Regions from separate parts of the Mus musculus genome. Here region 1 is linked to region 2. A link is a loop called in an ENCODE intact Hi-C map of the cell type or tissue named here. Cell type or tissue: heart. All regions are shown on one strand. Links, peaks and the distances in the headings refer to the core of each region. The heading gives the core; the rest is flanking DNA. Region 1 has its middle 5.1 kb from the start of Tfpi. Region 2 holds the start of Zdhhc5 (zinc finger, DHHC domain containing 5).

The links. Peaks named below come from ENCODE experiments on the same cell type or tissue, not always from the same donor. Only the 100,000 strongest peaks of a DNase experiment are listed, where the experiment ranks them.
Region 1: it touches region 2 in a loop (2.6-fold over the local background); 1 of 42 quality-filtered maps calls a loop at or near these places.

Annotation. Positions count from the first base shown.
Region 1 is chr2:84,476,596-84,481,974 of GRCm38, reverse strand. It overlaps a transcript of Tfpi not described here. Among named protein-coding and RNA genes, the nearest start is that of Tfpi, 5.1 kb to the right of the region's middle. In heart, for the core only: CTCF peaks have their summits at 2,664 (motif pointing right) and 5,149; no DNase peak of the experiment used is centred there; H3K4me3 peaks cover 436 bases; H3K27ac peaks cover 1,480 bases.
Region 2 is chr2:84,712,584-84,717,962 of GRCm38, reverse strand. It overlaps Zdhhc5 (zinc finger, DHHC domain containing 5), which reads left to right and starts at 2,799. Exons shown (of 12, transcript NM_144887.4): 1 at 2,799-2,980. In heart, for the core only: no CTCF peak of the experiment used is centred there; DNase peaks (open chromatin) are centred at 2,262 and 2,602; H3K4me3 peaks cover 3,202 bases; H3K27ac peaks cover 3,111 bases.

The DNA.
Region 1 (5,379 bases), core at 200-5,199, 240 kb after region 2:
GTCCCAGCGTCTGATCTCATGATTTATTTTTTATACAGGTTTAAACACAGTAAAACTTTGGAGAAAATCTCCACGTGACAATTATCACAACAAAGCTTCAGGGATGGCTACTTGGAAACTCCCTTGCAAAGTAGCAAAGCACCTGCGACCTTCACAATAAATCATGAGGATAGATTCTATTGATGCAGGATGCAAAGTTCATGAGACCTTTTTATAAAGAGTGTTCTCTTCACTGAGAGAATCAGCATTGGGGCCTAAACGATACTCAGGATTTGGTGGTTGTGGTGGGGACCCTGGACCCTGCTATGGGTTTCAAATTCTCCATTCCAAAGTACCCAGCTAGGCTCCATTTAGTTAACTTCATACCTAGCTCATTTGTTCAACTCTCATCCAAATTTGGCCTCAATATACACTGGACAACTGGCTACTGCTGGCCCAAAGCCTTTCGATTTCTAATACCTAAACTGATTAGGATAATTCCACAAGACAGAAGAACGCTACCGTGGCTTGAGGCACCTCCCCCATCCAACATACAGTTCACTTTAATCTTACTCAAGGCTCTGGCTTACAAACACGCTCAGGACTTGCATGCCTTCCATCTTGGCTGGTGACTTGGGCTCACTTTGGAGTAAATAACAACTGTGTGGCCTGTAGGCATCTTGGTCAATGAAACAAAGAAATAAAAAGGTAGCGAAAGGACATGTCTGCTCCTAGGGACAGCGGTGCAGAAAGCTTATTACAGATATGTGGGAGAGCATAGACAGGCAGACACACCTGGGAGAGTCTAGAGTGGTCATGATCTTGAACCATGTGGGGAGAAGCAGAGGGGAAGAGAGTGAAGGGAACCAAGTGAGGTAGCCAGTAGGCTAAAAGAACAGGAGGAGCAAAAGAGGTAAACAAAATGTCTGGATTATACAGGAAAGAGGCTCTGGGGGGAAGGGCAGCCCAGCCCCCCTGGGCTGGAGAGCTCAGGGTAGAAGACAGGATCTTCCAGCTGTACCCTCTAACAGGTAGGGACTCAGAGATGCTCAAAGAACCTGGAGGCCAGGTATGCTTTGATATGTTAAATAGACCCCTCAGTTTCTGGTCTTGGGCTTGAAACTTAACAAGATCCTAACAACTATATGGCTTGTCTGGTGATCTCATCAGGATGGAAGCACCAACTTGGATTAAGGTGACTAAAAAAGTATCCCTCTGCTTATCACTGTATTCCATTTTTAGACTAAAGAAGCAATACCAGGCTACTAAGATGGTTTGTTTTAAAACTGGATCATATAAGAACTATGATGGCTATATCTTTGTCAAGCTTAAGCTATTTTAGATGAGTCATATTAAAAAAAAAAAACTAGAATTTTGTAAAAAGTGAATTTTAAACGATCAGGAAAATGAAGTTCCCAGTTTCTGTGGATTATATTTATGGGTTAAAGTTTACTTTGATCTTTAAAAGATCATTAACTCAAGAATTACAATTTTAAGGGTCAAACTTAACAGGAATCCAACAATTATAAAATCCTGGTCTGATAAAAGAGTTACTCACTTATTGTAAATTGTTAAAGATAACTAAGGTATACAAGTTAATGGTTAGTCATGCTAAGTACAAATGCAATTTATATGGAAGCAAGCTTGGAGGTAAACATTAAAGCAATATATTCCAGGAAATTGTTGACAACTAAAATTATACTTGAGCAGCAACAAAAAAAATCTGTAATAGTTCTGTTTTGCAAAATTGTGGTTCTCAACTTAACCCATCTCTTGATTGATTTATGCTCAAGGTTTTGTGTGTGTGTTTGTGTGTGTGTGATAATCTTAATAGTTTTAGTAATTATACATGCCACTTTTGAAATCTCTATTTGTAGTTCAATAACCATTGCTGGGACTGGTAATTAAAAAAGCATAAAATCAGTCCTCAGCTTGGTGGTGATAGCGCATGCCTTTAAGATTAAGTTAGACTAATCATTTAGTTAAAAAAATAAATAAATTAAGCTGGGTGGTGATGGCACATGCCTTTAATCTCAGCACTTGGGAGGAAGAGGCAGGCAGATCTCTGAGTTGAGAGGCCAGCTTGGTCTACAGAATGAGTTCCAGGGCAGACAAGGCTACACAGAGAAACCTTGACTTGAAAACAAAATGAAACAAAACAAAACAAACAAACAAACCCAACCAATCAACCAACCAACCAACCATATTTAGGTTGCGACTTCTCTAGGGCAAAATGCTTTTGGGAATCAGAAATAGCATTATTTTTTAAAGTGAAAAAATTTATTAAAGTTAGCATAGCTAAGTATAGCATAGTATGTGGGGGTTTAGGTGGGTCTATATACCCCTTTTTATAAAAAAAATGCCATTTAAGTATTTGATAGTGACATTCCATGATAGATTGGCCCTGTAGATTGTAAGGGAATCCGGTAATACGATTAATAGTTCATAAATTGTAAAATTCCTTAAAGCATTTGCTAGCATAAGCAGGACCATGGTCAGATTTTAGTTGTAATGGGAGTCCTAGAAAGAAGAAGGTGTATCTGAGATTGTTTCACCCCATGACCAGAAGCAAAAATCATATTAGAAAAGATATTTCACTTGTTACATCAACATATTTGGGATGTCAAAATTCTGAGATATGAAAGATATTTGTGAAATGGCATTAGGTTTTACCGTTGAGATAAAATTCCACCAGCAGATGGCAGTGGTGTAGAAGAAGCTATGAGAATTTTGGACACCCCAAAAAGAAAGTAAGAGGACTAAGGAGGACGCCATCTCATCCCAGGCTGAAACCTGGCAGATGTTAACAAGTCTGGCAGATTAGAATGAGCACGAACATGAGTTGTGAATAAAGGTTGGGTTTACTGTTGTATACACACACCTGGAGCAAGAGAAATGACATTGATAGTGGGTTGGGTTTAAGTCTTGCAGTTTCTAAAAGAGAAACAACCATGCAGAGCCAGTTAACATATTTAGTGGCTGAGAAGCATATAATACAAGCTGATTGATTATGGTGAGTTCAGACTGTTAAGGGTACAGTCAGTGGTGGGTACAATCTTTTTTGTGGATGATGTAGAATTCATAAATAAACATATGCTCCTTGTCCTTTTGAAGAGCCATATATAAAAGCATTAATAAGAAATCTCTATAAGATTATTAGAGGTAGAACTTTAGGTCATTTGCATGGGTTTAAAGAAAAGATTTTAAAATACCTTAAAAGGTGATCTTTGGGATAATGATTATCTATAAGTCCTGTGTAATAAGCTAATGCTACCTGCCAATTATTATCAGCATGAGACAAACAATCAGCCTGCATTTTATTTTGTGGCATTATAATTTGTATAGGCTCTTTAGCAGTAAGTTGTTTAAGACACTTCCTTCCCATCATTATCAAGTGTATAATTTCTTGTAAATAAGGAATTAGATTCAAACATGAGAGTTGCGGAGATTTAAGTCACGTGTAAATTTCTATAAAATTGATGTGCAATCCTAATAGGTAATGAGAAGGAAGGATAAGTGATTGATAAGGAAGGGAGAGATTAGGTCCATGAGCTACCACTTTAGCAGCTGCATCTTTAAATAAATTAGTAATGTGTTCTGCATCAGGTGTTATGTTAACGGACCTGTTTTATAATGCTTTCCAGGTGCTTGCTCAGTATGTAGGAGTCTTCTGTAATAAACAGCTAACTACAGATACCTTTGCCTTCTCCTGAGCGCTGGTACATGGTCCAGCTGTCATACAACTGCATTTAACCTTATGCCAACTTTATGCTTAACATTATTTAACTCATATTAATCTTGACGTAAAAGTTTTCCTCATATAACTTTGTTCGTTAATGTTCCGCACAAAGTTGTACAGTTTTTACCTCCTGCGTTATGTTCTGGATCTTTGCCAGCTGTTAAGTTATATCATGGCCCCTCAGATGGACCTTCTTCTTTGGTGACACCTTACATGCTGGTCCCTTCTTTGCTCTTCTGTCAGCCTTGAAGCAGTTACTAAGAGATCGATGCCCCCAAGCCCTTCAAAGCAGTTTAGGTGACCTCGAAAAAGGGACTAATGGGCCATGGGTCATCCCTCCAAGTCATACCTCTTTTTGACACTCTGGACATTGTTTTTTGGACTCAGAACAAAAACAGCTGAATGAAGCCTTCTTGTGTCCACTAACCTCGGTGTCTCACCAGCTCAGGTTTCCTTAAGTCTTTCAGGACCAGCTTGACTCCTGGACTGCTGTCGTGATCCAAAGCTGAAGAGGACTAGAGGTGACTACTGCAGTGGGATTTGTGCTCTCTTTGGTGGGCACACTGCTTTTAGGCCAACACATCCCAATTGGTTTGAGATGGGGCCTAGAGCCAGGGACCAGAAACAATTCAAGCACAGGCCTCCTGTGTGCGGGCTCTGGCTCCTCCTCTCTGGCCCTTCACTGGATCTCAGCTTTCCTCTTTGTTACCCTCACACTTATGTCTTTACCTTGCCTTTTAAATATTATATTTACTGAACTTCTCCCTATACCCAAACAAAGTGGCCCACGGAAGTTTTCCCAATAGCTCTCACTCTACAACAGCTCCATCTGTTTCTGATACATCAACAAAAAGACCTTTTGTGTGCTGTGGAGAAACTCTAAGTAAAAGAGGCCTTCCTCCCTTTCATCGTAGGCCAGACACAATTCCCTACATTCGTCTGTTGTTTTCTTCTGTTCCCTTCCTTTGATTCTCTGTAGCTCTCTGCCACTTTGGACAGCTCATTTTGGTGCAACAGTTGTGGCAGTGGGACCAGTCACTGTTACCCTCCTGAATGCACTCTATGGCCACTTTCTCCCACTGGTCCACTCTGTCTCTCTCACCTCAGCTCCTCCCTACTCCTCAATCTTCCTGGAAAACCCTTCGGTTTTACTTTGTAACCAAAATAGTCTGTTTACAGTCCTCTAATAATAATTTTTCAGGTCTCTTCAGGAATGTAGGATGAATTCAAATGTTCCATTGCGGCTGATCAAGTTAAGACTCTCTGCTTCGTGACCAGAGAGGCAGTCCCTCTTCAATGGACCTTGAACCAACCACTCCAGCAACACCCTCCTCAGCAAAAAACAGCTACAACCCCCCTGCCCTGCATTTTTTATACCGTCTCAGAGTTTACAATGATAGTTTCCTGCTGAAAGACTACACTTCCCAGCTTCCCTTGTGGACAATGGAAGTCATTTCCGCCCCTATAAGGGGCCTCATCCTATCTTCTTCTGAAGGCATTTTGGCCATCTGCACACGTGAGTGATAAAGTCCTTCCTCGCTGTGAATAAACATGGTCCCTCCTAAGGTCAGACCAAGCCTATCTGTCTTTCCTTCTTCCATCTCTCTACAGCTGCTTTAAATAATCTAACAGAATCTAACAGTTTGTGCTTTGAGCATGTG
Region 2 (5,379 bases), core at 85-5,084:
CATTTTACTCTGGACTATTTTTCAGAAGTCATCTTATTAAAAAAAGAAAAATGGAATCCTTGTTATGCCTTGGTGTCTTTGCTCCTTTGTGGGTTCTTTTTTGCCACCTTCATTCCCCACCCCTCCCACCCCCCAGTTTCACCTCCTATCACTAGATAGGATAGAAAGGACAGAGAGAGAGAGAGAATCTTAATTTCTTTTTTCTTTCGTTTCTTCTTTGAGCACTACTACTAACAAACCACAACCTGAATGACCAACAACCACCAATACCAGGGCGCTAGCATTTATATACCCTCTGAAAAGTTCCTAGAATTCCAAACATCACACAATCACAGAAACTGTCTGGAGCTGGCAAAACCATGCCTCTGATAATGCACTGGGCAGTCAGTCAGCTGCTGGAGAGAGTCCAAAGCAGCACCTTATTCCTACATCTGGAATTAAAAGGAAAACACAGTCTTATATTTTTGTGTTTTTTAAAGAAACCAAAATCCAGCAGGGCGCGGTAGCAGAGGCAGGCAGATTTCTGAGTTTGGGGCCAGCCTGGTCTACAAAGTGAGTTCCAGGACAGCCAAGAGTATACAGAGAAACCCTGTCTCAACCCTCCCCACCCTCCAAAAAAAAAGAAACCAAAATCTAAAATTGTCACTATATCTTGGGACAGTGATTATGCTTCTGCTAGTGCTCATCCAGCTAAAATTAGGCTGACAATCCAGTAGTCTAATGTCCCTAGTGACCCTGAGGTATTCAGTACCTCTGGTTGGATGATGGAACCCTTTTTCCATTTAGTATGCTCTGGCCAAAAGACATGATGATTCACACAGGTCTTTGTAGAAAAATTGGGTTGGCAGGATGGGTCAGTGGGTGAAAGGACTTCCTAGGCGTGACTGACAACTTGAGCTCCTATCTGTAAGCCAAGAGAGAACCAACACCCAAAAGCTGCCTGAACTCTGTCTGCCTTCTCTCTCTCTCTCTCTCTCTCTCTCTCTCTCTCTCTCTCTCTCTCTCTGTCTCAAACAAATAGTTTTCCTATTTAAAAAGGTAGGAAAATCAAGAATGCTTCACTTGTTAAGTAGAGAAAATAAAGCTTTAAAATCCTAGAGAAATAAATGAAATTTGACCCATCTTAAGGAAACATTATTTTATAGGCAGAATATACTTGATAGGGTAAATGTTGTACCTCCAAATAATACTTTAAAATTATTCATAATGCTGAAGATTTTTAAAAATTCTCTCCTTAGACCGCTCTATTGGCCGTGCTACCTACTTCCTCCATGTGTGATGTGTGAGCCACAGCCCAGGCCATACCACCATTCTGCCATGGTCTGAGAATTTACCCCACAGACGTCTTCGCCAACGGATTTTTCAAAATAAAGTTCCACTCCTTAAAACATGTATGCTCGTAACGGTTCCAATAAACGCTGCATTTAAGCCAGTAGTAAAAATGATAAGGGATAAGACTAGAGTCTAAAGAAAAAAGGGTAGATTTTTTTTTTTCTTTTCTTTAACTGGATGCCTAAGGCTGAAGTGTCAAAGTTAAATCAGTAACATTTGAAGTGAAGTCAAGGAAACAATGACAGGACTTGGAAATAACCCTGAACGAGACCTTCGCTTCAGGGAAGCGGCTCGGGGATATCTTTTTGAAGGGCTGTTATGTAACAGAGCTCCTTTACAAATGAGAGGTGGCCTGAAGCTGTAAGAGGAGAGCCCTATGGCAAAGCCACCGGGTCCACAGCCGTCTCGGCTTAATTAGGGCAAAATGTAGTGCCGCGATCTTCGGAGAGTTAGCCAGCAGCTCGCCAGGGACAGGAGCTATTCTAGAAAGACTTTTCTTTTCAGCCTGCTTTCTCAAATTGGGTGAGGTCAGGGCGCCCATTCCTCGTGTAGTCGTGGAGGTGTCTACGCCTCGCACCGCGCACTCCCAGTGCTTCACTCCATCGGCAAGCACTGTAAATCTAGGGATAGCAGCCGAGCTCCTTCATCTAACCCAGCCTTGGACAGAACCCTCTCCTCAGACTGTTCAATGGGCCGTGCGCCTCCTTCCTCCATAGGTGAGGCCATACCACCACTCAGGAATTCTGCCACGGTCTGAGAATTTACCCCACTGACGCTTTCGCCAACGGATTGTTTTAAATAAAGTTTCAGTCCTTAAAGAAAAAAAAAAAAAAAAAAAGTGTGTGTGTTGGAGGGGCTGCCCGACCGAATCCTCACACCAATGAATGAAGAGGCAAGGAAGGAAGCCGGAAAGGCTTAACGGTGATTGGCTATCGTAGATGCTTTTCAGGACTGTACCAGGCCAACTCGGAGGAGGCTGGTGAACTAAGAAAGGGCATCTGCTTGTTTTTGAGCACTTCCGGTACATACGTAGAATTTTTTTTGCTTAAAAGTTTTTCTTGACTACACTACAAATGGGAAAGCGGACAAAATAAGAGAAAGATCTCGCCAGACCAGTTCCTCGTCCCCAAACCGGCGCAGTTCGCCATGTCCCCTCTCCCGACCATCCAGCCAGACACGACGGCCAGGCGCGCGCGCTCCCGTGTCACTACGTGTTTGCGGCGCCGTGCCCCTGCAGCCAATCAGAAGGCGAGGTCGCCGCGGTCGCCCGCGGTCGCGCGCACGCTCTAGAGCGCCGTGGGGGCGGGGGTTAGGGGGTGAATGGAAGAGTGAACGGGGGCGGGCTCGGCGGCGCGAGCCGCATGAATGAGAAGAACGTGCCCCGCGAGAGACGTCGCCCGCGCCCGCGCCCGCGCCCGGGAGCCAATGGGAACGTCGTGAGGCTACAGACCGGAGGCTGAGGGCAGCGGCCGCGCGCCGGCCGCACAGAGGCGAGCGTCGGCCGTCGGGAGCGCGCGGCGGCGGGGCGGGCGTGGAGCGTGCGGGGGCCGCGCGCTGCCTCTCAGAGGCCAGACGGCACTGCTGGGAGGCGGCGGCGACAACGACGGCGGTGACAACGACGGCGGCGGTGACGGGCGCCGCGCCGGGGGTGAGTACCGGGGACGCTGGCCCCTGCGGAACCGGAAGTGCTGGGCTAGTGAGGTGGGAGGGGAGAGTGACCTCTAGGGAAGGGGGACCGCGGAGGGGAGGAGGTTAAGGCCCTACCCCTCCTCGGGCTGTACGGGCCCCGAAACGGACGCCCGCAGACTAAGAGAGCCGCGGCCGCCCGCCGGGGCTTGGACCCGGTTGGTGCCCGGCTGCCCAGTTGCGGAGCCGCCGCCCCTTCCTTCCCCGGCCCGCGGTTCTCTCAGCTCCGGCGGGCCCTGCGCGCGGTGGATTCCGTGTTTTCTGGGCCAGGGGTAGTCAGTCCTGCCCCCGGTGATGACTCCCACTGCTCCAGCTGCCGGCCGGGGACTGTACTCCTTTTACCGCTCCGCGGTTCAGGCCCCTCGCCCTACACTCCACTGGTCCTTATTTTGGTTAGAGCTTCGTCCTGTGGTTACCTGTTCTTTCTCCCATCCATCGGCTGCTTCTCCCTACCCCCCACCAGCCAGGTGCTCCATGCTTTTATGCTTTTAGTACTTTGTACTTTATTTTACAAGTAGGGCTTGAATGTATCTGACAGTATTTTATCACTAGCCGTCTATTCCTGGGGAAGTTTAAAGTTCCTTAACCAGTTGGCCAAATGAAACCACTAAAACGAGAAACAAGAAAGTGACTAAAGTTATTAGAAGTAGTCGTAGAATAGATACATGTTACATTGCAGACCATTTTTGTCCTCTTGGGTTTACTTCCTGGTTAATGCCATCTTGTCCAGGATAATCTTAGGTTAGATCTCCATCCTTTTATCCCAGTGTGAGCCTGCTTTGTATCAGACAGATCTGTCCGGTGCTCATGAATGCATACAAATTCATCTAGTGTTTGTAAGAATTCTATCGCCAGGTACTTGGGCACCTACGTCGATCTGTAATAATACTCTTTTTAAACTTCTTCTTGGATCTTTCCTTCATAGCATGTATTCATTCTTCTATATGACATCTCCATTTCTATATATTCAAATTTAGTGTTCTGTGCTATAAGGTTTGGTTATTTTAACAAATAATACATGTGCTGTCCACTGCACTGCTCCAAAGGAACTACTTATATCAAACCTTATGAAAGTCTTCAAACTACACATCTTGAATTGTTTGTTGTTGTTTTGAGACAGGATCTCTGTACATAACTGTTGCTGCCCTGGAATTCACTTTGTAAGACCAAGCTGATTTCTAACTCAGAGTTCTGACTTCCTGTGCCTCCCAAGTGCTGGGATTGAGGTCGAGAGCTACCACACCTGGCTCTGTATTGTTTGTTTTATACATACATATTTTCACTCAGTGATTTTTTTCCCCCTCAGTCAGCATGTGTCACGAACATTCTTGTCCACTTTAGTGATACTGTTGTGGATACACCAGCTTGTGACTGATGAACCACACTCGCCTTTCCGGTTTCGTCCCTTCTCTTTCTGCACCACATTCCTTTGATAAGACTTGGTGTGTTGATATTTATACCCAATAAATTATTTTATCTTGTCCCTTCTAATATCTATCTTAACATTTCAGACGATGGTCTCATTTATATTTCAGTATGCGGTTCCATAATTGCATGTACTGTACCGTGGCAGAATTAGTCTGTGTGGCTTTCGTCCTGTAGTAAATGTGACCTGCAATAGTATAGGATTCACTTTACGTAATAGTTAGGTAATTTTCCTTTTATCTTTGGAGTTTTGAGGGAAACGGTTCCTTTAATAATACTGTCTACAAATCAAATTTGCTTGTTCCAGTTGATAAAGATATTTAGGCCTAAAGTCAGGAAACAGAAATAAGCATAAAATCAGGACTAAATAGGATCTGGTTTTTAGTTGGACCATAGAAACTTAATGGAATCTTTGGGCCTTCTTTCTAATGTTACTTAACCCTCCCCCCTCCCTCCCTCCTTCCCCCCTCTCTCCCATCTTATTTATTTATTAAATTTTTCTTTTGGGACAAAGTCTTACTATGTAGCCCTTGCTGGCCTGGAAGCTATGCATACCAGGATGGCTTGGAGAGATCCACCTGCCTCTGCTTTTCTTTTTCTTTCTTTCTTTCTTTCTTTCTTTTTTTTTTTTTTTTTTTTCCCCAAGACAGGGTTTCTCTGTATAGCTCTGGCTGTCCTGGAACTCATTCTGTAGACCAGGTTGACCTCGAATTCTAGAAATCCGCCTGCCTCTTCCTTCCAAGCGCTGGGATTAAAGGTGTGCGCCACCACGCCTGGCTCTGCCTCTGTTTCTTGAGTGCGGAGATTAAAGGCATTCACCACCACAACCGAGTGGTGACAGTAGCAGGCTCCTTTGCCTTCTCTGTCTTAGGTAAGAACAGAAGTGATAAATTCCAGAACACATTTGTATTTCATTGTCTGGGGTGTTCGCTGTTT